Linked DNA regions of Homo sapiens: region 2 is linked to region 1. A link is an interaction called in ENCODE POLR2A ChIA-PET data of the cell type or tissue named here. Cell type or tissue: Panc1. All regions are shown on one strand.

The links. Peaks named below come from ENCODE experiments on the same cell type or tissue, not always from the same donor. Only the 100,000 strongest peaks of a DNase experiment are listed, where the experiment ranks them.
Region 2: POLR2A ChIA-PET joins it to region 1 with 11 read pairs; 2 of 35 experiments call an interaction of 5 or more read pairs at or near these places.

Annotation. Positions count from the first base shown.
Region 1 is chr5:170,168,010-170,170,509 of GRCh38, forward strand. No RefSeq gene overlaps it. Among named protein-coding and RNA genes, the nearest start is that of LINC01187, 30 kb to the right of the region's middle. In Panc1, no CTCF peak of the experiment used is centred here; no DNase peak of the experiment used is centred here; H3K27ac peaks cover 2,500 bases.
Region 2 is chr5:169,605,723-169,608,222 of GRCh38, forward strand. No RefSeq gene overlaps it. Among named protein-coding and RNA genes, the nearest start is that of SPDL1, 23 kb to the left of the region's middle. In Panc1, no CTCF peak of the experiment used is centred here; no DNase peak of the experiment used is centred here; H3K27ac peaks cover 1,102 bases.

The sequences.
Region 1 (2,500 bases):
GAAAAAGACCCTGTAAAGTTATCTTATTCCAAGGTCACACCGCTGAAGGTGGCAGAGTCAGGGTTTGACCTAATTCTGCTCACTACTTTCTGGCTGTGCAACCTTGGGTAACATCCTTCCTCTCTCTGGGCTTCAGTTTCTATATCTGTGCAATGTGGCACTAAAAATACCACCTCATGAGATGCTCTGCAGCTTCAGTGAGATAGCCCACGTCAAGCACTTGGCATGGTGCCAGGCATACAACACATTTTTTGAATGAATGAGTGAGTGAAGGAATGAATGATTGGGAGGCAACTCAGCTCCAGCCCCATTTAAAACTGTATTTCATCCATGATTTGTGGAGCTCATATTGACACCAGAGTGTGCCAAGTTTCCCAAGTTTCCATCAGTCTTCATGATATCAGCCTGAGAATTTTTCTTCACTGAAAGAACTTCTCCAACTCCACTAGTGAAAATCCTGTCTGGCCAATGGCCACCGACTCTGAGAGTCTTTGTGGGAACCCAGCAGCTGAATGTAGAGACCTGCCTGACACTCTCATTGCAGAACGTTCCACGTCCTAGCTAGGTGTACCCGTTCTTTAGCTCCTCTAAAAGCACTGCCTATTGCTGGAGGCAAAAGACCAAGCCCCCAGAATAACAGGAGCCCTGAAAATAGCTTCCATTCAGTGTGCCCCCTGAGGACAGACACCACCTTGCCTCACCACTGTGTCTTCAGGTTGCTGTGGGGTGCCTCGCACCCGAGAGATGCTCAATAACTGTTTGTGGAATGAATAGAATCCAAAAAGAGTTGAACATAAATGTGCAGGACTTGCTAATTCTTCTGTGTGCAGGCAACACTGGGGCTTCAGGGGGATGCTGGTGCCCAGCAACAACTTGTGTGTGGCCCTGGGGTCTGTTTCCAGGACGGCGGGATCCCCTGGTCTGTATTTTGTGAAAAGATGAGTTCCCTGGATCCATTTGACTGGGTTTCATTGAAGGACATTTGAAAAAGGAAACTGGGGAAGGCAAATTAGCCTCCCTGGCTTCCTGCAGAGAGCACCTTTTATGAGACTGTCATTTCGAGTTTCCTCTTCCTCTTGTTTGGTTCACACATTCCCACAGCCTCCCTCAGAGAACAGATTGAACCCCTATTTTCCTCATTAAAGATCACATCAGTGCAAGGACATCCTGTCTGGATGGGTAGGAAGTGCCCCAGGAGATGTCTATCGTGCGTCTGGGCCCCACAGGAGCAAGCTTCTGGCTGCCATCTCTTAGGATCTCACAGCCTTTGGACCTTGCAACAGCACCTCTCCCCAGTGTTAAGCAGACCCAGGGCTGATTGCCAGTCACTTCCAGAAGGATGGAGTTCAAAGGGACATCTGGAGCAAACAGACTTCGGGTGGCAGGTGAGCCGCTGGGTGCAGCATGAGCAGGGTCTCCCAGCAGAACAGGACAGGCATCCATTGGAGGGGTTAAGACTTTGAACACTGGGGTATAAAAGTTCAGGGGCCCAAACTTAGCTCCACCACAAACCAGTTGTAAGACTTTGGGCAAGTTATTTAATCTTTTACAACCTCAGTTCCCAAACTACAAAATGAGCCTAGCAATAATGTCTCATCATGATACATTTTTAGATTAAATGAGCCAAAGCCTGTAAGTATCTGGTGCTTGGGAAATGCAAAGTCACACAGCTGCTGGTGGGCACGCATCGCTTGGGCATCATATAATCTGTCTTGCCCACTAGACTGTGAACTACTCGAGGGCAGGAACTCGGGTGACCAAGACAGGGCCTGGCCCGTAGTAGATGCTCATCAGTTATTTGTTGAAGACATGTCAGACAAGGCTGAGTGGAAATGACACTCACTGTTGTAATGTTAATAGTAGTGGTTTATTTTCCTGTCTCCTTAACTAGACTGAGGTCCTAGAGAACACAGATGAGCCTTATTCTTCCACGTATTCCCAGTGCCTAGGACACTCTCAACCTCTCTGAGTCCCTGTTTCCCCCATTTATTCCCCCTGTTTAGAAATAGAAGCCCTACTTGGCAGGGTTTCTGAAGGTAACATGAGTCAACATATGTGAAACACTTTGCATGGTGCCTTGCCTTCGTAAGAGCCCCATTATGACAACTGTGATCATAACTACTTTACATAAAGGCTTCTGACCCAGTGTCCAGGGCTTGCAGGTAAGCTTCCACATACTCCCAGGGTGTGGCCATCTGAGCTGATTCATGGATGAGCTTGGAGACTCCCTACCGTTTACTAAGTGCCAACCTCTTATACACCAAGACCTGCCTGGGCTCCTCTAAGTGGCAAGTAACTTGCCCGTGATCAGACACCTACTAATCAGTAGAGCTGAGATTTGAATGCAAGCATCTGGCTCCACAGCTGCCACGACTGATCTTCACTGTTCAGCTTCCCTAAGGCCTGTTAGTTTCTCAGCCTGAGCACAACTGACCTTGTGGGCCAGATGGTTCTTGGCTGTGGGAGGCTGTCTCATGCACTGTAGGGTGTGTAGCTGCAT
Region 2 (2,500 bases), 560 kb before region 1:
TAGGATGTGTGTGTATATAAAGATTTACTTTCAAGAATTGGTTCACATGGTTGTGGGGGCAAGTCCAAACTTGTAGGGTGGGCCAGCAGACTGGAGACCAGGGAAGGGAAGAGCTGATGAGTTCAAGTCCGAAAGCCATCACACTAAAGACCCAGGGAGATAACTGCCACTGCAGTTCAAGTTCAAAGGCTGTCTGCATCAGAATTTCCCTTTGCTGGGGTAGGTGAGTCTTTCCATCTAGGACTTCAATTCATTGGATGAAACCCATTCACATTAGAGAAGGCAATCTGCTTTAAGTCCACTGATTTAAATGCTGATCTCACCCAAAAACATCCTCACAGAAACGTTCAGAATAACACTATAAAGCAATTAGACCTAAAGAAATATGTAGCATACTCCACCCAAAGGAGAATACACCTTCTTAAGTGTACACAGAACATTGTGCAAAACAGACCAATGTTATGCCACAAATCTGGTCTCAATAAATTTTAAAAGTTGAAAAAGTATCTCGACTACAATGGAATGAAATTAAAAATCAACAACAAGAAAATCTGGAGAATTCACAAATACTATGTAGAAATAAAACAATACACTCTTTAAACAGCAGATGAATCAAAGAAGAAATCACTAGGGAAATATTTTGAAGATGAATTTTAAAATATTTTAAAATGAGTGAAAATGAAAACACAACAATAACAAAACTTGTTAAGTGTAGCGAAAGCAAAAGCCCTCAGTGGGGAATTTATATTTGGAGATGCCTACATTTTAAAAAAGAAAGCTCTCAAACTAATAACCTAACTTTATACTTTGAGGAACTAAAACAAGAAGAGAAAACTAAAAAGCTAAATCCACGGCCAGCAGAAGGAAGAAAATAAGAGATGAGAACAAAAACAAATGAAATTGAGAACACGAAAACAATGGAATCTATGGAACCTAAAGTTTGTTCTTTGAAAAAATCAAAATTAATAAACTTTTAGCTAGACTGATCAAGGAAAAAGGAGAAAAGACTCAAATTACTAAAATAAGGAATGGAAGTAGGGACAATACTGTCAATCTTATAGAAGTAAAAGGGGTTATGAGAGAACGCTATAAACAATTACAAATTATGTATACTAGATGACATAGTCAAATTCCTAGAATCAAACTACGAAAACTTATTCAAGAAGAAATAAAAAAAAAACTCAATAGAGCTTTAAAAGAGGGAATCAAATCAGTAATCAAAAAAACTTTCAAAAAGAAAAGCTCAGGACCAGATGGTTGCACTAGTGAACTCTACCAAATACTTAAAAAAGAGCTTATCTTTCTAAAACTAGTATGTCTCAATCTCTTCCAAAACATCAAAGGAGATTATTTCCTAACTAATTCTATGAGGAAAGTATTGTCCTAATTCCAAAGCCAAAGACATCAGAAGAAAACTACAAACCAATATCCCTTATGAATATAAATGCAAAAAATCTATAAAAAAAATACTAGCAAATTCAATCCAGCAGCATACTGAATTATACACCATGACCAAGTGGGATTTGTCCCAGGAATGCAACGGTAAATTAAAACAGGAAAACCAATGTAATATACTGTATTAGTTTCTGGTGAAATGAATTACCACACATTGAATGGCTTAAAACAATAAAAATGTACTGTTTTATAGTTCTGGAGGCTAGAAGTCTGAAATCAAGTTGTTGGCATGGTCTTGCTCCCACTGAAGGCAATAGAGAAGAAATATTTCCCTACTTTTGGTGGCTCCCAGCAATCTTTGGCATTCTTAGCCATCACTCCAATGTCTGGCTGTCTTCACACAGCCCACATCTCCATCTCTGTGTGTCCTCTCCTCTTCTTATAAGGACACCTTAACTAAGTATGATCTCATCTTGATCCCTAACTAATTATATCTGCAAAGACCATACTCAAAATTAGGTCACATTCTGAGGTTCTGAGTGGATAAATTTTGGGGGGATAGTATTTGAACCAATACACACACCATAGTAACAGAACAAAGAGGGGGAAACACCCCTGACATGATTACCTCAATTGACACAGAAAAAGCATTTGAAAAAATCCAGTATATGTTTATGATTTTTAAAACACTCAACAAACTGGAAATAGAAAGGAACTTCCAAACTAATTAAAGGGCATTAATGAAAAAAATAATGAAAGTATGAAAAAATCATACTGGTAAAAGACTGAAAGCTCTTCCCGTAATATCAGGAACAAGAAAAGGATGTCTTATCTTGACACTTATATTCAACGTTGTACTGAAATTGATAGCCAAGTCAGTTAGACAAGAAAAAGAAACAAAAGGCATCCAAATCAAAAAAGAAGGAGTAAAAATATCTATATTCACAGATGACATCATCTTTCACATAGAAAATATTAAAGAATTCTCCAAAAATCTATTAGAGCTAATAAATGATTTCAGTAGTTGCAGTATACAAAATCAACATATAAAAATCTAGTTTTCTTACACACTAGCAATGAACAATTAGAAAATGAAATTAAGAAA